Regions from separate parts of the Homo sapiens genome. Here all the other regions are linked to region 1. Evidence: read pairs that join two places in POLR2A ChIA-PET (ENCODE). Cell type or tissue: endothelial cell of umbilical vein. All regions are shown on one strand. Links, peaks and the distances in the headings refer to the core of each region. The heading gives the core; the rest is flanking DNA.

Evidence for each region. Peaks named below come from ENCODE experiments on the same cell type or tissue, not always from the same donor. Only the 100,000 strongest peaks of a DNase experiment are listed, where the experiment ranks them.
Region 2: POLR2A ChIA-PET joins it to region 1 with 8 read pairs; 3 of 35 experiments call an interaction of 5 or more read pairs at or near these places.
Region 3: POLR2A ChIA-PET joins it to region 1 with 6 read pairs; 2 of 35 experiments call an interaction of 5 or more read pairs at or near these places.

Annotation. Positions count from the first base shown.
Region 1 is chrX:10,576,033-10,583,031 of GRCh38, reverse strand. The region is part of intron 1 of MID1 (midline 1); the gene reads left to right. It also overlaps the pseudogene RNU6-800P. Among named protein-coding and RNA genes, the nearest start is that of MID1, 41 kb to the left of the region's middle. In endothelial cell of umbilical vein, for the core only: no CTCF peak of the experiment used is centred there; DNase peaks (open chromatin) are centred at 3,251, 3,411, 3,791 and 5,971; H3K4me3 peaks cover 183 bases; H3K27ac peaks cover 3,904 bases.
Region 2 is chrX:10,508,957-10,515,955 of GRCh38, reverse strand. The region is part of intron 3 of MID1 (midline 1); the gene reads left to right. Among named protein-coding and RNA genes, the nearest start is that of MID1, 110 kb to the left of the region's middle. RefSeq lists an enhancer at 6,349-6,999. In endothelial cell of umbilical vein, for the core only: no CTCF peak of the experiment used is centred there; a DNase peak (open chromatin) is centred at 3,495.
Region 3 is chrX:9,999,632-10,006,630 of GRCh38, reverse strand. No RefSeq gene overlaps it. Among named protein-coding and RNA genes, the nearest start is that of WWC3, 12 kb to the left of the region's middle. In endothelial cell of umbilical vein, for the core only: no CTCF peak of the experiment used is centred there; DNase peaks (open chromatin) are centred at 2,640 and 4,880; H3K27ac peaks cover 2,701 bases.

The sequences.
Region 1 (6,999 bases), core at 1,231-6,230:
AATGCTTAAAGAAAGCCAAATGGATATACATATAGGATTTCCAGTGTCATAAAAGTAACAAAATTAGCTTACTCTTCCAAACTCTTATTTTATTAATATTTTTTAATAATAAAAAATTATAGAATGCTTCATGAATTTGTCATCCTTGCATTGGGGCCATGCTAATCTTCTTTGTATCATTCCAGTTTTAGTCTATGTGCTGCTGAAACAAGCACCAAACTCTTAAAATTAGCTTAGGTTCAGAGTGAAGAGCTGAAGTTGCAGACCAGACCCAAGCTGTTTTGGGACTATGAAGGACATTAAGGGCTCTGTTTATTTGAGCAAAATCTATGGGTGAGGCTTACCTGCTTTCTGCCAATTTTCCTTGTACAACAGCTGATGTCAGAGGGTGGTTGGATAAGGAGCTTGGAGCCGTTGGTAAGGAAGTTCTTATCACTTTCTTGCAGGCTCCTTTTACCTCTAGTCTTCTATGACTCAAGGGTCATTCAGTGCCAAATGAAATTCTGCCTCTGTGGTAACTGCTAGAAAGTCCAGTGATGATCTGATTTCTAGTAACAACTATTGGCCATATCCCCAGGAGGAGATAAGAATTGTGTCTATTAGGAAATAATTTTCCATGGATCTATCACCTTTTTGTACCTCTTGTGAGCTGGAGCACTGAATGATTTTATTCCAGACTATTCCCCAGGATGTTTGTATAGCAAACAGTCTTGGGAGATAGAGGTAGTATCTCGCGCCAGGGGAGAAGGCAGGTTTGTTTGTTGTTCATTATATTAAAGACAATGTCTTCCTCCAGGGCAAAAGTTGGGCAGGCTAACTTGCAGTCCATTATAAAAGATTCAGATTTCCTAAGCTTGGAGTTGCTTAGGTATGATGCAAATCTCCTGAGTGTGCAAACATGGACCTAGGATGCTCCGTAGGACTTCGAGAACAAGGGGAACCAACAGAACATGAAACACATACCATTTGAGTAAAAACAGCCTTTATCTTTGATTCAGGTGTCTTCTGCCAGCATTCATGAAACGAAACTGGCAAATAGCAAAAATCTGAAACATTTCACTGTTCTTGATAGTTTCACATGCTCCATCCATGCCAGGGTCCCTTATTTCCTGCAAAATAAAAAAATTCTGACAAAGAGTGCATATGGGACAGGGTGACCTTCACTGGGAAGCGGAAGTGAAGCCCCAAGTTCATGGTGGGAGATCAGTGGTAATGAACAGAGGTATGTCATAGTGTAGGAAACAGATGAAATTGCCAATGTGAAGATAAGTCATTAGTGTTAAGAATAAAAATGCTAGTTCATTTCACATTCACATACTGTTTGTTCACATAAGATGCTCCATAAATGTTATTGAATAAATGGATTTATATCCTTCTTGCTTGCAAAAATGGTATGAAGAGGTTTCCAGTAAAAAACACAGATAATGAATTTATTCAAAGAAGAGTGGGAAGAGGCGATTCAGGACAAGAAGGGAAGAAGGACCCCAATCCCCCATCCCCTACCACCCTGTCCTTCCATAAGAGTGAGAATTTTGTCAGGCATTTTAAAAAGTTCACCTCACTAATCCTCAAAGGACCCTTAAGATTGCTCTCAGATAAGGAAACTGCATAGAAGATAGGAAGAGCATCTGTGAGTATAAGATATGTACAGTATCTGGCTCCGATCTGCCTTTGCAAGGAAATGGCAGAGCCAGGATTTGAACTCAGGTTATCTGGCTTCAAGGTACTACATGTTTTTTGTTTGTTTGTTTGTTTGTTTTTTGTTTTTGTTTTGTTTTATATGACTGAGTTTTTTTACTCTATCACCCAGGCTGGAGTGCAGTGGCGCAATCTCGGTTCACTGCAACCTCCGCCTCCCAGGTTCAAGTGATTCTCTTGCCTCAGCCTCCCGAGTAGCTGGGATTACAGGCACCCGCCACCATGACCAGCTAATTTTTCTATTTTTAGTAGAGATGAGGTTTCACTACATTGGCCAGGCTGGTCTCGAACTCCTGACCTCAGGTGATCCGCCTGCCTCGGCCTCCCACAGTGCTGGGATTACAGGCGTGAGCCACTGCGCCTGACCTCTACATGTTTTTTTTTTTTTTTTTTTTTTTTTACAGGACACCACATTGACAGTGTCAGCCCAAAACTAGACCAAGAACACTTGGGCACACTGAGCTCAGGGCTTAGCCCAAAGTTTTCTGAAAGCATGCCAGAGGGAAAGCTGGATGAAATGCTTTGGTAAAGAAGAAAGCACATCAGCTCATCACTCATCTGACAATAGAAAGGACTGATCAGGAAGTGGGGAAAAGGAGAATAGTGGCAAAACATAGAAAAGAGAAAAAAAAAGACTGAAATTTTTAATGGAGCGCAAAATCAGACATATTTTTTTACTTTTTTGAACTTCTTTAGAGACTACAATAATAATTCTTATGTGATAAGTCCAATAAGCTATGATGATGTTTTATTAAATGTACCATCATACTAGCAGCTTTTGCAGAATTTGCATCAGAAGAAAAGTATAAGATATTACCACCATGACTTGGCAAAAGCGGTATACTATATTAATGTTAGCCACTTAGTTGCTGTCATTGTTTCTCAGCACAGTACCCATTGCCTAGTTTCCCTGGGAGTTCTTGAAAGCTCTATTGAAAAGTTATATTTAAAGTGTAAGTTAGAGTGTGCTGTGAATGGAGAGAAAATTGTTTTTCTTTTTGTAAAAAATTCACTTTCCTTGGGACTATATACTAAGTTAGCTCAGTTATTTGACAGAACCAGTATCTTATTTTACAAAGAGAAAAACATAGATCTAGAAATTTCCAGAAGCAGATCACTGGTTGAAAGGGCGGGGCGGGGGGGGGCATGTGATTGAATGTGATTTGAAGGCAGTTTTAATTTTATGACACTTTACAGTGTGTGTGTGTGTGTGTGTGTGTATGTGTTTTAATGATAACCTAATTTTATTGTCCCAGACTTAAAGATCTGTGCCACCTGGAGAAACTACAGTTCATCCATTAGCATGTAAATCTGTTAAGAGTATTTTTGCTTGAATTTCTCCGAGAAGGCTCCCGGCTTTGTTCTGTACAGACACACAGTCCCGACGCTGTTCTTAATATCCTGTTTTCATTTGTCAGCGCTGTTGTCCTTTTCATTGCCATGTTCCCATCATTCCTCTTCTTTCATGTGGTGCTTTACAATAACATTCAGAACAAAAGAGTCACTCCTCTTTCTGTTGCCTTTAAAAAAAAAAAAAAAAGACTTCTTCCCCTGACTGCAGAGCTTCAGTGATCAGGGGAAATGTTTAAAGCATGTTATTCGTAATAGTTAACCAGGAGTTGTGAATAAGGGTTCGTTTTCCTTACTTTTTAAGATCAGGAGGTAGCTTCAGGGTATTGTGAGCAAAAGGTTTTTGTGTGTGGCTGACTTTGAAGTTGAGGGAAAAAGCGATTTTCTTTGAGAAAAGGAGGCATCATATTTGAGAGAATTTCCAATCTGCTCACACAATGGGAATCAGTTACTCTATAACATCGTCATTACCTCCATGAGTCACGAGACTAGTATTTGTTCTTGTCTTTGAACTTAAGCTTTCCAGTGTTCAGAGAACAGTTGTGAAATGTTGCATTGGCCATCATCAATAACTATTTTGCTCCTGGTTGGTAATAATTGGGAAGGGGAGGGTGTGTACTTTCTCTGCCTTCTAGGAGAGTATTATATAAATAAAGTGAGAAAAAGTTTCCCCAAGCGGCAAGCTTTTCTCCAGGGCACAATCTATTATACTTGCTGCAAAAATCCCACTTGACTGGTCTTTCAGAGAATAGATCACTTGCGTCATTTTGCTCATTTCCAGGTGACCTTTTGCAGATATGAGCAGGCAGTTGTTTTTAAATAAACATTATCTACAGGTTTCTGTTTCTGCACTAAGGAAGGAATGTTTCTGTAATGCAGAAGGGATGCTATGACTGAGGGGTTTGTGAAGAGTGAATTCTAGCCAGTCTCAAATAATTCTGAAAAGGTGCTTTTGTATATGTATATGTGTACTTATGTATACATGCACATTGTATATAACTACAAAAACTAATTCCATTATGGACATATATAGGACTTTATACAGACATAGTTATATGAATATATATAGAAATACCTATCAAACTATAAATACATTTGAGAAAGCATTCAGGGACAGCAGTGTTAAAAGCTTTTCATCTGTGACTGGTTTCACAGAAATTAGTGACTTCCATTTCTGCTACCATCACGCTGTTGGTCTGTTCACCAGGAGGGTTGATTTAGACTTCTGCCAGGAGACTAGGTGTGGCCATCTCTCACCCTCTTCCTCTCTGTCCAGTCTGCTATCATTGCCTTCAGAACCAAATTCTTGCATGATACCCAGTACAGCATAGACCTGGAAAACATCGGTCATTTTCAATATAATGTAAAATAGGTTCTGTGTGCCTTTAAAACTAAATGCTTTATTTCTTAAACTGTAAAAGACATGAAATGTCTGAGACATTCAGATAGTGGGAAATTTCATCTGCAAGTTGTCAGATTATGCCCTTTAGAAGATTGTAATTTTTTTTGTTGTTTATCATTTTCTCTTGAGGGGTGGAGTAAATATTTCTTTCCTGATGTTTCAACTTCAGATGTTCAGGCTAATTTTCCACTACAGTGCCAAAATAGGGAAAAGTTAGGCCTGTAGAATTTTGACAATTTAAATGTTGTTTTAACAAAAGCCATGTCTTGATGAAAAGTTCTTTAGAATTCTACTTGATGATCTATGTGTGTCTCTTCCGAGGACAATGAGAACTTCTTAAGGAAGTCATCTATATGTGAAATTGAGTAATCCTTTTATTCATTGTTAAAAGACAAATGAAGTTATAATTTGGAGAGACATAAGCCAAAAAATCTATGTTTGCATTTTTATGTCCTAACATGTGAAGCATGCTTTGATTTACTGTGAAGTGTTGCAATGGCAATAAAGTAGATGTTGAGACGTGCAGACTGGGCAGCCCGAGGAAGCAGTTCTTGCCTCTGCTTCCCCTTTATCATGAATGTTCCTTAAACACCTTTGGTGGAGTCCAAATGTCTGGATTATGAATTGAATTGTGCAAGATTCTTTTTTTAAACACTTTCCTGATGATTTACTTTACTTGCAGTTTCTTGTCTTGCATGGTGATAAGCAATATCCTTCAAAGAACTGCAGCGCAGGACTTTTTTTTTTTTTTTTTCTTTTAGGAAGACTACTTCCCCTTCCTCCTTTAGTCAATCAAATTTTAAAAGATTACTTCTTTCCATTCTCAGTTCACCCTTTCTTTGCCATTCTGGAGACTGAAATTTTGGACACCCATCACAGATTTGCTATTATATATATACCGTGTATGTAATATTAAATATATATATATATATACACACACGATGTTTTTATATATGTGTGTACATAATGTATGCATACGTGTGTATGTGAAACCTGTGTGTATATACATATATTTTAAATTGTTTATCAGGATGATAGATTGCTATTTAGGTCACTATTTTTGGAAGAAATAAATGACTGTTCTTTGTGTCTGTACTGGAGATTGTTCTTCCTGATATAACTTTGAAGAAAACTTCTTCCAGACATTATACATTAATTCAGAAGATAAAGGCACAAAATAATGTGTATATTATTTTTTTAAATGAACAAGCCAGCATGCAGAGCATAATGTGATCATGTGCTCAGTACGACACTGAAAGGCCCCAAAGGCAAATGAGTCTAGTGCCTGTTCCCAGCCCCAGGAGCTGGGCAGGACGGCTCCTATTGGTGGCATTGAAAGCTAGCATTCAGCCTTCTGCCACAGGACAGTGTCTCATTCGGCCAAGCTGCTGCTGGTCCCTGTAAGGAATGAGAGTACAGATCCCGTTGCCAAGTCCTCATTTTTTTGGACCAGGCAGTGGGTGTTGAGCTGACCTGAGCTACCTTTCCATTTGGGTTCAGTTGAACATTGAGTAGGCCAGAGGATAGGGAAGTTGTGGCGGGGGCCGTGGAAAAGGCAGTTGATTCTTCAACTCGGGCAACCCTGGCGGAGTGGATGAGGTGGAGCTGGCCTTCCTGGAATTGTTGGACCGATTTTCCTGTTGTGTTTCACTGTTGACGCACTCACAGACACACAGGACCGCTCCAGCACTGCCTGCCACCCACCGTCTGGTCTCGGTGGCCTGTCTATCATTTCGTGGGTCCCCATCCTCTGCCTACGGCGATGTTTCTTCAAAAAGAACTAGTGTGCAGTCCATTGGTGGGTATTCAAGGTGATCTCTTTGTCAGAATCTAGAGAGGTGCTCAAAGAACTATTAAGGACCAATGTACTAGTTCCTGTTTTTAACCTGTTTATCAGTCTTTCAATTGAACAAATTGGATTTCTGAAACTGCTGAGGGGTTTTCTGCACTATTAGGACAGAACAGGATAGGGTGGTTGTTCCTCCAGGAATCTGGGTTGTTCTTTTGCATTGCCATTTGTCTTTGTGCTTGTCTGCTTGTATAAATGAACCTCGAGAAGGAGTGTTTAAGTATTCTGTTAAGTAAATTTGGAAGACTAGGTTTCAATTAAAATAACCAGACAGTGTGACCCAGCTTCCATTTCCCCTTAATTTTGATCATTAAAGCCTTCATATCCCCACAGACATCTGCCATGCTTCGAAGTGATTCTTCTCAGGAATGTTCATTCATTATTAATCAGGTTGCATGGTCAGGCGAGTATGTGATTATTTTAAAGAATGTCCTAGAGATCCAGTTACTAAGAATGAGCATGTTATAGGCAGATGTGAAAGTACAGAAAAGATTTGGTTAACAGTTTAATTTGATTTGCATGAATTCCACCAGGTGGGTGTTTGGCGAAATTAAAAGTCTTCCCTGGTTCTCACTTCAGATATGAGGTAAAAAAATAATAATAATAATAATAATTTCAGCACTTCTTAAAGAAGAAATGTCAAGTTATTCAAAATATCTATTGTATTAATTATTTTAAAACTTGAGGCTAGCATCTCAGT
Region 2 (6,999 bases), core at 701-5,700, 67 kb after region 1:
CTGTATCTCTTCATCACATTTCTCTTTCCATTTTCTTTGAAAAATCAGAAGACACAGTTTATTAGCTAAGCAAACACTTGGAATCACTGATATGTACCAAATTTTCTGCACATTCCAATAATCAAGTTCTTTTACAGCAAATACAACACCTTGACACTTAATAGATGTTCGTTTTGGAAATGATAGGTGCCAGTGACTCTAAAGATGATGGCCAAGAACAACTGGGAAAGGGTGGCCAATTGCCATAATGGTTTCAAGAGGATAAAGGCTCAGCAGTCCTTACCATTCTTGCTCAAGGTCATCCTAGAAGGGCATTTTCTAATCCAACATCACTTCAAAGTTCCAGCATTGGCCCCTTTGGTTTATCTTGCCTTGTTTGTAATCACTTCTTAAAATTCTTTTTGCCATTATTTTTCTCACTAAGTTTTTAATCTATCTTTGTTGTTGTTTTATTTTAATGGAAAGTTTGCTCTCATACGGCTTTCTCTGAGTTTCTCCAGTGCTAGTTGTCATGTAAAGTGACAAGGTTCTTGTGGAGGAATTAAGGCTGTTTAATTAGATTTCTGCTCAGATGATGAGTTTTGTAAATTGAAAAGGATGAGAGTGAGGTGTTACTTGGGTGATATGTACCTTGTAAGAAATTGTAGAAAATCACTTGGCAAAACAGATGGGAGTCTGTAGAAGACTTTTCCAGTAATTCACCAAGCCCTAAAAGCATTCATTTGTAAACTTTGAAATAATGAAAAATCACTGGGTTAAAAAGAAAGATGAACCATTTGTTTAATTTTGTTGTGCAGTTTTGTAATGCCAAAGCATTCTCTCTCCGTAGAAAACTTGGCAATGGCTTCATCCGGAGTCATTGGATGAAGACCAGCATGCAAACACCAAACGAGCTATTTGTGTCTTGTGAACGTGTGTCTGATCTTGGATGAAGTATATCCTGCTGGGGGCCGACATGAATGTCCAAAGTTATAATCCATTTTCACTTGCAGATGAGGGTCAGATTCCCACCCGATCTGACCCCCTGTGAGAATGCTTTCAAGGTATAATTAGAGTCAGATTCTGGGCCTCATTAAACCACATCATACAACCCACAGTCAGCTCTGGCTCTCCATGTAATAGGCTCTAGAATTATGATAATGTGATAGTGCAAATATGGTGGCTTTCAGAAACTGGATTATGACGAGCCACTATAATAATGGTTGATTTCCCAAGTTCACGTCTTAGGATTCCCATGACAAAGGAGAAAAGAACTGTTGGTCTGCACAGAAATTTATCATCTCTGGAGAAGATTTGTTTTTACTATTGCATTTGAATAATGTCTATTCATATGCAATAGTAAGACAGTTGAAACAGTTTACTCTACCAAGTTTACTAAAATTGACAACTCATGAAGCAAATGTAGTTTTTCTTGGTAGAGGTTAAATTTAATTATTAAAGTATCTAACACATACTTGAATGTCTCCCTTTGGATTCAGTGCCCTTGACTTAGAAAAATTTGATTCATAACAGGCATTGGATCCTGTTTCTTTCTTGGGCATATTCATAAGGAGTAATGAGAAGATATCAGCAAAAATCTTTGAGTATTTTGGAATGAGATTAATCTTATGAATAAATGAATATAAGGCTTAGTAAGCTGGTATTACTTTTAGAATGACATTCCCAAGTTTCAGTTTTGAAACTTTATATAAAACATTATCCAAACCTTTCATCGTCTGCAAATCTTTCTAGTTTGGGTGGTATGACCTATTGCATCATATACAGAATCCTACCTAGTGGCTCAGATTGGAGTATGAACACTTGTACGTGCCTCTGAAGACAAACCCTCTAATGTTTGAATTTGGTAGTGCAGATTTCCAAGGTTAATACTTAAATGTGAAGCAATAGGCCTTAATTGGAGGCCCAAAGGCTGAGCATTAGAAAGTTAGAGAGAAAGTGTGCTTTTTTCTGATATATCTTATTGTGCTCCCTCCCTCCACACAATACAAGAATTCCTTATCCTGTCTCCATTACAGTATTCCACACACAACCTTCTTTACCTGGAAATATTTACTTGCGTGATTGACTAGAGCAGCAGAGATGTTTCTGGCATGATATAAAGAATAATAGGAACAGGTAGTGATACATTTTTTAAAATAGCCATTGTTGGCCAGGCACAGTGGCTCACGCCTGTAATCCCAGCACTTTGGGAGGCCAAAGTGGGTGGATCACCTGAGGTCAGGAGTTCGAGACCAGCCCGGCCAACATGGTAAAACCCCATCTCTATTTAAAATACAAAAATTAGCTGGGTATGGTGGCAGGCGCCTGTAATCCCAGCTGCTCGAGAGGCTGAGGCAGGAGAATTGCTTGAACCTGGGAGGCAGAGGTTGCAGTGAGCTGAGATCACGCCATTGCACTCCAGACTGGGCAATAGAGCCAGACTCTGTCTCAAATAAAGTAAAATAAAATAAAATGGCCATTGTTATTTCTAACTCAACTTTTATATGAGATGGTCTTAGCTGGATGGTTTCAGGTGAAAGAGTCAGAGGGGAATGGAATGATTGCAGGTGAGAAGGTAACTCTCAAGTAAAAGCTTTGGTTCACTTATTGCTCCCATTCATGACATTCAGAAACAAGAATAATCCTAACAATCAATCCACCATTTTGTTACTGAACCAACCTTTTACTTCTGGGTCTAATATCTAGTTTAAATTATTTTTCTCAATAAATGAACATAAAATTGTCTTCCAATGACAATCAAGTTGAAATTATCTCTGTGTATAAAATAATTACAGATTATGAAAGAAGCCAGACATATCATTTTTTACCTGATTCGGTTGACTTCTATTTTTAATTTGCTAAATTAAATGTTGTAGGAAAAAATGAAGAGCTTTGTTCTAATTTTGAAATTCCACAGCAAAATAATTGAGTCATGCATATAAAATGTCCGTTAACAAGAAGACAATTGTAGTACTGGTTATTTTTGTTTGAAATAGAAATATGAAATTTTAAATTCAGCTATTTAAAATGCCCGAGGCTACCATGGAATGTACAAGGCTCTCAGTGAGGAGCAACACAAAGATTTTTACAACCAAGTGAGGTAACTTCTTGGCCTAGGAATTTATGATAGAGCTTTTACTATGCTTTTAAAAGTATTTTCCCTAGATATAACATCAAGTTCATATATGTAAAGTCGTGAAAACTATATAGTGGTCTAATTCTCTGACAAGGCAAGCTTGGTATTGAGATGTCATAAGTTCATTCAAGGAAGCCTTCTGTCAATTTCCATAGGATTGGGAAGGTGGTGCCTTGTCCATCTTTGCAGGTGTTGGAAGGGGAGCATTATTGCATAGATCTGTTCCAGTTTCACAGCAACACATAGACTGTAGTGTAAAGAAAGAAAAAGTGATAGGACTTATGTAGATATGCACTACAAGCAGTTATGACCATGACCAGCTCTTACTGTCACTTCCTGATTTAATTATCCCAACAGTCTTTTGACATAAACATCATTCAAATAACCACAGATACGTGGCCTGAAGCCAGATATAACAAGAATCAGCCAGTAAAGAAATAGGTTGAATTTAACCAAGTAATAAGTAACTGGAGTTGTTACTGAACCCAAACCAGGTGATTAGAAAGTTAGATTCCCAGGGGAATTCTCATTACAAGAACCATCTTATCAGATAGGTAATTGGAAACCCTGTTAAACCCACCATAACAAAGGCTCAGCAAGTGTACATCTGCAGTGCCAGTACAATCAGTGAGTCTTCAGTTCTTATGAACGTTCTGAAATCTTTTATTATTAACCATTGACCCTCTAACCTCAACTTCTTTGAGATGATAAATTTGTTTCCTTTAGTAAATAAGTAAATTCCTTTTTTTCCTCCTTCCCAGGAAGTTTGAGATTCATGTATAAAGATGAAGAACTAAATAATACTGGCTGAGCCACCCTAATTTGAAAATCCAAAATCCGAAATGCTCTAAAATCCAAAACTTTTTCAGCACTGACATGACGCGAGAAGAGGAAAATTCCACACACAAGTACTTAACACAAACTTTGTTTCATGCACAAAATTATTGAAAATATTGCATAAAATTACCTTCAAGCTTATGTGTATAAGGTGTATGTGGAATGTAAGTGAATTTAGTGGTCAGACTTGGGTCCTATCCCCAAGATATCTCATTATGTATGTGCAAATATTCCAAAATCCAAAACACTTCTGGTTCTAAGCATTTAGGATAAGGGATACTCAACCTGTAGCATAAAATCAATATTTTGGGTTATGACTGGGTGCAGTGACTCACACCTGTAATCTCAGCACTTTGGGAGGCCAAGGTGGGAGGATTGTTTGAGGCCAAGAGTTTAGAACCAACCTGGGCAACATAGCAAGACCCTGTCTCTACTAAATAATTAATTAATTAACCAACTGTGAGTGGAGGTTCTTGCCTGTAGTCCTAGCTACTCAGGAGTCTGAAGCAGGAGGATCACTAGAACCCAGAAGAAGTTGGAGATTACAGTGATCTATGATTGTACCACTGGACTCCAGCCTGAGTGACAGAGACAGAGACCCTGAACTTAAAAATATATATATATTACAACTTGGGACTGAAATATTTGTTTGTATGTTAATAGTTCATAGCATTTAAGATAATATGACATATTACAGAAATTTGACAGATTTGCTTTGAAATGCTAATTTGAAACACGTAATTTTTTTTTTTTTTTTTGAGATGGAGTCTTGCTCTGTCACCCAGGCTGGAGTGCACTGGTGTCATCTCGGCTCACTGCAACCTCTACCTCCTGGGGTTCAAGTGATTCTCCTGTCTCAGCCTCCTGAGTGGCTGGGATCACAGGCACCCACCACCATGCCCAGCTAATTTTTGTATCTTTAGTAGAGATGGGGTTTCACCATGTTGGCCAGCCTGGTCACGAACTCCTGACCTCAAGTGATCTGCCCGCCTTGGCCTCCCAAAGTGCTGGGATTACAGGCATGAGCGACCACGCCCAGCCTAACATGTAATTTCTTTTAGAACTGTTATTTTAAGTTGGATCTGTAAGATAGTTTAGGTTTCAAAGCAATATTGCAATGTTCAAAAAACCTTAGGTTTCAGCATTTTCTTTTTTTTTTTTTTTTTTTTTTTTGAGACAGAGTCTTGCTCTGTTGCCAGGCTGGAGTGCGGTGGCGTGATCTCGGCTCACTGCAACCTCTGCCTCCTGGGTTCAAGCAATTCTCCTGTCTCAGCCTCCCAAGTAGCTGGGATTACAAGTGTGCACCACCATGCCCAGCTAGTTTTTGTATTTTTAGTAGAGACCGGGATTTCGCCAAGTTGGCCAGGATGGTCTCGATCTCCTGACCTCGTGATCTGCCCACCTTGGCCTCCCAAAGTGCTGGGATTACAGGCGTGAGCCACCACGCCCGGCCTGGGTTTCAGCATATTTTTTAAGTTTAGTTTATTAGATTTATAAGAGCTACTTAAGGACTTGGGAAGGTATAACGTGTTAGGATTTTAATTTTATCCTGTTAGCATTTGAAGTGCTTATAAAGTAAATCAAATGTGTTAAATTGATAAATGCAGTTTAAAGTGTTACAGGAGTAATCTGAACAGTGATTCCTCATAGGGGTGAGGATTGACCTGAAGAGCGGCTCGAGGGTACTTTCTAGGGTGATAGAAATGTTTTATGTCTTGATTGAGCTGTCGGTTATCAAAATCCATTAAACTGTCCCTTAAGATCTATGCATTTCCTTGCATGTAAATTTTACCGCAATTTAAAAATATGTGTGTAGGAACTTAATCAGCTAATGTATAGACAGAATTGATTGTTTAATGGAGTTGAGTCTATTCAACTTGAGTTAATCAAACATTGATTCAAGGACTCCCGAGAGTGATTATTCTTGGTTTCATAAAATTTATTAGATGTATGAATAGAATAATGAGATCATAATTTGAACTTAAAAGCTTAAGGGAAACTACATAGTGAATTGTTGACATAGATGCAGTTCTTGAACAAAAATCTTGATGGTCTGTAAGTCTGTGTCTATTCCTTCTCCTAGTTGGTTGGACTCCTGGGTAAATAGGACAGTCTTCCTAGTATGCTGCGTTTAGCATGCAGCACTTGACTATTGATGAGTGAATGGAACACCTCTAGAGGCCAACTACATCATCCTTCTGTCCTCCTTGTAGCACTAGCTCATTTGCATAGATCAGCATGTCCGATAAGCTCACACCTTGAAGGGCAGAAAGGACCCTTCTTGAGAAGACTGTACACAGCACTGTGTTTTTATGACAGCAAACCTCAGTAGCCACAAATCCCTGGAGGATCAGTAATGCTAGTGCACACAAGGAGCTCCCTCCCAGCCTGAGGGCTCTGCCACCCAGGTAGGGCTAAGAGGATGGAGTTGACAAAGGGAAGTCAAAAATGAGAGAGCTGTCCATCAGGAGTGTTGCTGAGCCCTGAATAGAGATCGATCGAGGTGGGTCTTTCCTTCCCCCTTATTATAAACCTGTACCTTTCCTTTTATTCTCTAGGATACCTTCTCTATCTTTTCTGGTTTGCAAAAGAAAAAAATAGTTAGATAGTCACTTTGAATCAGGCTTGGGAAAACACTTATAAATAATAATTCCACACATGTAAGATGGCTAATCAACCTAGGTCTGAAAATGACTTAACAGGAAAACATTTTCAATATCAGTCTCTCATGATTCCCAAACACACACACACACTCACAAACTCACCACAACTTCAAAATTAGCAACCAAAAGACATCTAAATGCTGTGATCTTTCCTTTTCTCTTCCAGATCAGATTAGCTTTGCTCTTCACTGTCCTTTTGTCAAAGCCCCTATTGTACAGCTCTCCAGTGTCCTTCCTGCCTGCCCTTCTACTGCCATTGTAACTTTTACCAGCCCCACTACCATTTCAGAAGAAAACTCCAGGAAAGCAAGTAAGCATGGATAGCTTTAAAGATCAATGCTGAAGGCCCACTAAGACCAGGATACAAAGGGAGTCAATTAGAAA
Region 3 (6,999 bases), core at 597-5,596, 580 kb after region 1:
GCATGACATGCTGGACCTCTCAAGTACATGCCGTAAACTGTAGCAGCCATATCCAGTGTAGACCAGAGGCAAACCACAAATGCCCACATTGGCCATGAGTTGCCCAAAGTTCAGATTTACCTTGGATCCCTGGCTATCCAACTTGCAGATGAGCAAAGTGGCTCTTTATAGAAGCATTCCAGATAATCCTAAAGGAGTGATGAAATTAGAGTTAGAATGAACAAATAGAACTTACAAGGGTTGACTAGATCTCAGCTTTGAGCATTACTGGCTGCTAACATCACAAAAAAGAAAGATGGCTAGACCCACTCTATGGTACTTTATTATAGACAGAACAGACTAAGACACCAGGATTTCTCACAGTAGCACGTCATGTCTCTCTTTTTTTTTTTTTTTGACAGAGTTTTTGCTCTGTTACCCGGGCTGGAATGCAATGGCGCAATCTCGGCTCACTGCAAACTCCGCCTCCTGGGTTCAAGCGATTCTCCCACCTCAGCCTCCCAAGTAGCTGGGATTATAGGCACCCGCCACCACGCCCAGCTAATTTTTGTAGTTTTAGTAGAGACGGGGTTTCACCATGTTGGCCAGGCTGGTCTCAAACTCCTGACCTCAGGTGATCTGCCCTCCTCGGCCTCCAAAAGTGCTGGGATTACAGGCATGAGCCAATAACCCCTACTGAATTTGTATTTGTGCTTACTTGTTAATATCTCTTCTCCCCTACTCGACTAGAACAGTGGTTCTCAACGAGGTGATTTTGCCCCCCAGAGACATTTGGCAATATCTGAGATATTTTTGATTGTCAAGACTATGGAGAGGGAAGAGGCGGTGCTGCTGGCATCTAGTGGGTAGAGGACACTGATTATAGGCTGCTAAACCTCATTCAAGGCACTGGACAACAAAGACTTACCAGCCTAAAACGTCAATAGCACCAAGGCTGAGAAATCCTGGGCAAGAAGCAACAGGAGGAAAAGAGCCATGTTTCATTCTCCACTGTCTATCTGCAAAGAGCAGGTAATCCAGATATATTTCTTAAATGAATAAAGGATTATCTTGTTAATCGCTAACATCACACCTTCTTGTCAATAAATGACCTCAAAATCGGTGACCACGGCTCAGACAAGGCCATTTTTTGAGGTATCCAAAATTGAATATTATTTGGAGTATTCATAAAAAGATATCTTCCTGCTGTCATCACAAAAAGAGAGACACCAGACATGCTGTGCCTTTAGGGAAGAAAACACCACCACCTACAAGAAAATCCTTCCCCAAAACCCAAATCTGATTAAAGCCTCTAGAAAGATTCCACAGATTCCAAAGGCCTTCATTAGCAAATAGAAAGGACATTTATCTATCTATCTTAGGATTCCTTTAAGCGCAAAGGTCTTTAGAGCTGGAGGGAAAAATACACATCTTAAGAACCAGATAAATACAAAATCTCAAGTGATCTATGCTGTCAGCCTACAAATGTCCAGGTGTATGTAGAAGAATCAATAACGTGTGTGACTTAAAACTAAGGGTTAGGAGCCTCGAGAGCAACTCCCGTAAATTATGTCATCAGGGACATAGCAATTATGAGTAGGGTTCAAGTACCCCATTAGGGTCATTGACAAGAATTTAGTCAGGGTGCAGCCCAAATCTTGGGTGTGTATACCGGCTCAGTCACTAGGATGGTAACGGTCAGCTGTAAGAGGGTGAATCTTTCAGCTCCAGGAGGATTTAGGGAAAGTACAGCAACTCTTAAGAGAATCAAAACTGTAGGATTCATATTCGGAATGCAGAAAGAATCTGTGCGTATTTGATGTTCCATGTATTCATAAAGTTTAAAAGAATTTCTAAGCTTTGGAAATCACTGTAAAATGTATAATTGAGTAATCTTGTGATCTTAGTTGAAAACTATTTTTTTTCTTGTCACTGACTGGAGGCTCATGAAAACTAAATTATATACAGTGTTGGAACATTCTAAGAGAACTTAAGTTTCACCATGTCAATTTAATTCATTAAATTTAAAAGAGTTATTTGTAAACTTGGGAATGTATTTGTTTATTGAGACAACTGAAGCAATTAAGAAGGGAATTGAGTGTAGTCTGTTACAAGTTTTAAATATATTTTAAAATGCATGAAGGTGTTTAAATTTGTAAATAGGGTCAAGTATTTTCCAAAGGCCTCTTAAAAGTGGTTGCTATTATTTGCTGGACTTAAAATAGAATTTAAAAAGAAAAGAGAATAATAAGATTTCTAGACTGAACTTAGAAGGTTAAAGGAAAACTAGGCATTAGAACTCGTAACTCAAATAAATTGACTGTGAAATTTGTAAACCTGAATAAATCCCTTTTTGTGCACACACAACACTCTTGAAGGCTATGATCAACACTTCCGAAAGGTCATACAATGTCCAGATGAATGTGCTCGTGTAAAAAAATTACAAACTTATCTTTGCAATCCTATGTCAATAATGGCAAACCATATTGAAATACCATATTATTTACCAGATAAATTCCACCCTAACTCAGAAAGCTTACTCACCTCTCCAGAGTCTGCTTGAAGCTGATAAGATCTGATATGATGCAAGTTGCCTTCCTGCTAAGGGGCTTGTGTTTTCGTTTTTGCACAATCTCAATCTAACTTTCTGCCCTTGTTTTACATTCTCTCCCATTTATAGATTTGTGTGTGTGTGTCTGTGTATTTGTGTGTGATTTGGTTGTCATCTCAATAAGCTATTTCATCACTAACCAACTGATTTATGCTCCTTATAAAGGATCAGTTTAACTCTGTCACTTTAGCTAGAAGTGTTGATAGAAGGTCCTAATAATGCTGTTTGCAGCCATATGTGCTTTGGAAGTTACCGAGCTCTGACCGGGTGAATTCCACTGTGGTCTGATTGTGGCCAACAACAAAATGAGTCAACCATTCTCTGTGGTCCACAGAGCAGCACCATCAGCATCCTCATTAAAAATGGGGATTCTCGGCCGGGCGCAGTGGCTCACATCTGTAATCCCAGCACTTTGGGAGGCCGAGGCAGGCGGATCACGAGGTCAAGAGATCGAGACCATCCTGGCCAACATGGTGAAACCCTGTCTCTACTAAAAATACAAAAATTAGCTGGGCATGGTGGCACGCACCTGTAGTCCCAGCTACTTAGGAGGCTGAGGCAGGAGAATCGCTTGAACCTGGGATGCAGAGGTTGCAGTGAGCCAAGATCGTGTCACTGCACTCCAGCCTGGCGGCAAAGCGAGACTCAGTCTCAAAAAAAAAAAAAAAAAAAAAATGCGGGGAGTATTCTCAGGCCACACCCTGGACCTACAAAATCAGAATCTGCTCTTTAACAAGCTCCTCAGAATCAGAACCTGCTCTTTAACAAGCTCCTCAGGTGATTCCCATGCACATTAAGTTGAAGAAGCATTGATGAAGAAGGGGAGAAATGGGTGGGGCTAATAAAAAGAAGCATCAATCTAGACAAAAGTTCAGGTAACAGTAATCACTGTTTCAGTGATGTGTTGCTTGAGTTTTATGCTCAACAGAGTGCACAGTAGCATTTATTTATTTTTATTTTATTCTATTTTTGAGATGGGGTCTTGTTCTGTCACCTAGGCTGGAGTGCAGTGGCACAAACATGGCTCACTGCAGCCTCAACCTCCTGGGATGAAGCTGTCATCTCACCTCAGCCTCCCATGTAGCTGGGATCACAGGCACGTGCCATCATGCCTGGCTAATTTTTTGTAGAGACAGGATCTCACTTTGTCATCCAAGCTGGTTTTGAACTCCTGGGCTCAAGCAGTCCTCCCACTTCGGCCTCCCACAGTTTTTGGATTACAGGTGTAAGCCACTATACTCAGCCTTATTTTATGTGTGTGCGCATGTGTGTGTGTGTGTATGTTTTTGAAACGGAGTCTCGCTCTGTCGCCCAGGCTGAAGTGCAGTGGCATGATCTTGGCTCACTACAACCTCCACCTCCCGGGTTCAAGCAATTCTCTGCCTCAGCCTCCTGAGTAGCTGGGATTACAGGCACCCACCACCACACCTGGTTAATTTTTTGGATTTTTTTTAGTAGAGACGGGGTTTCACATCTTGGCAAGGCTGGTCTTGAACTCCTGACCTCATGACCCTCCTGCCTCAGCCTCCCAAAGTGCTGGGATTATAGGCATGAGCCACCGTGCCCACCTGCCCACCTGCCTGCCTTCCTTCCTTCCTTCCTCCCTCTCTCTTTTCTTTTCACCTTTGTTTGTTTGTTTTGTTTTGTTTTGAGGTGGAGTCTCGCTCTGTCGCCCAGGCTGGAGTGCAGTGGCGCAATCTTGGCTCACTGCAAGCTCCACCTCCCAGGTTCACACCATTCTCCTACCTCAGCCTCCCGAGTAGCTGGGACTACAGGCGCCCGCCACCACGCCCGGCTTTTTTTTTTTTTTTTTTTTTTTTTTTTTTGTATTTTTTAGTAGAGACGGGGTTTCACCGTGTTAGCCAGAATGGTCTTGATCTCCTGACCTCGTGATCTGCCCGCCTCGGCCTCCCAAAGTGCTGGGATTACAGGCGTGAGCCACCGTGTCCCGCCTCTCTCTGTCTTTTTTGAGACAGCATCTCACTATTTATGGTTGCCCAGGCTGGCCATAAACTCCTGGACTCAAGTGATTCTCCCACCTCAGCCTCCTGAGTAGCTGGGACTACAGGCGCATGCCACTGTGCCCAACTCTTGATTTTTTTCTAACTAGTTATAAACATAAAAATATTGTTTTCACACTATGCTTTTTTTCACAGTATTTTTTAAATCTAACTAAATGGTGATTTTTTTTTTAAAGGTTCCAAATGTTGGCAAGGGCACCGGAAAGCAGGAATTCCAGGGAATGTGAAGTGGTGCGTTTTTGAGGGCTGGCAATGGGGCCTCACATATATATCAAACACCTTACAAATGTTCGTACTCTTTGACCATTCCTAGGCATTTATCCAAGGAAAATAACCAGAGATGTGCATAAACATTAATGGGCAAGGATATTCATCATAGCATTATTTATAGTATTGAAAAATTGGAAACAGACTCCAACTTGCAGTTCTGGCAACTGGGCAGATTGGGTAATACATCCCCTACCCTCCATATTTCTCCAAACACATAGGCATGCTGTATAAAATAGAATACCAATATCAAATACGCAGACAAGCTAGGAAGAAAAATCCCTTTCCTCAGTCAGAAGGGGGTTGTATCCCTACTTAGACACTCACTGTTAAGGGCTGAGGTTTTCATTCCAGCACGAAAGTAAAAGACATGATGTTGACCCCATAAGACAGGAAGCTAGGCGGAACTGAGACTCCTGCATAAAGCTGGGACATGGACTGACCACCTCCTTCATGAAAGGGAGGAGTAGGCAAACTTCTCATCCTCCCAGGGAAGTAGCAAGGAAGCTTTTTTTTGGAGATGGAGTCTTGCTGTGTCACCCAGGCTGGAGTGCACTGGCGCCATCTTGGCTCACTGCAACCTCCGCCTCCCCAGTTCAAGCAATTCTCCTGCCTCAGCCTCCCGAGTATCTGGGATTACAGGCACCCGTCACCACGCCCGGCTAATTTTTGTATTTTTAGTAGAGACGACGTTTCACCACATTGGCCAGGCTGGTCTCGAACTCCTGACCTCTGGTGATCCGCCCTCCTCAGCCTCCCAAAGTGCTGGGATTACAGGTGTGAGCCACCGTGCCTGGCCAAGGAAGCTTGTTTCTTGTAGATACTCCAAGGGAGGGAATGGAAAACAATCTTAGAAGAAAACAGAATCTCAAGTCCATGCATGGAGTTGTGGAGTGTGAATGCACACCATCCTTGTGGCATGGAAATTCCAGACGAGAAATTAGTGGAAAAACGGGCCCCAGTCCAGTCCCTGGAGTATCTGGCAGAAACAAACGTAATCTACTTGAGAATTAGTAGCCTGAGAAATTAAGATAATAAAACTTAAATACTAAAACTTGGTTGTAGTAACCAGTTATTTTAAATTCTTTTGGAGTTGATGAGACATGAATTCTCAGAGTAGATAAACAAAAACAAATCCACACCTGTACGTGTCATATTAAAACTTCAAAACACAAAAGTTAAGAGAAAAATTTAACAAGAAGAGAGGGAAAAGAATCACCTACAAAGGAAAATGAAGTCATTTGATAATAAGAATCGCACCAGTAACAAAAGAAGCAGGAATGCAACGAATAATATCTTCCACCAGCTGAAAGAAAACACCTGATAATTTAAAACTCTATAACCAGATAAACTAATGTTTAAGAACTTAAGAAACAGGCCGGGTGCAGTGGCTCCAGTCAAGTGTAATCCCAGGACTTTGGGAGGCTGAGGCAGGCAGATCACTTGAGGTCAGGAGTTCAAGACTAGCTAGGACAACATGGCAAAACCCCATCTCTACTAAAAGTACAAAAATTAGCCGGGCATGATGACAGGCGCCTGTAATCCCAGCTACTCAGGAGGCTGAGGCAGGAGAATCACTTGAACCCGGGAGGTTGAGGTTGCAGTGAGCCGAGATTGCACCACTGTACTCCAGCCTGGGTGACAAAGCAAGACTCTGTCTCAAAAAAAAAAAAAAAAAAAAAAAAGAACTTAATAAATAGGCAAAATCTATATTTAAAAACAACAACAACAACTTAAGGCACTACTAGAAGACTCAAAGGAAGTCTTGACCAGAGGGAAGAGCTTGAATAGGAAATCACCAAATTAATCTACTAATTTTATAAAATCCCAAATAGTATAACAATATATTTTTACCAATAGATAAGCTATCTTAAAAATGGAAAACACAGTGAAAGAGTCAGAAAACATTGCAAAAAAGAAGACTAAGTGGAAAAGGCAGGACTTGGTCTGTTTGATACTGAAAGACACTGTAAAGCTGGCATAATTGAAAAAGTGCATTACTGAAGCATTAGTAAGCAGATAGGCTAATGAAGAAGGGAACTGAAATGAGTACACAGCATAAGAAATTAGCACATGATAAAGTGGGGGTGCGAATGTGTGGGGAAAATGGCACGATTCAAT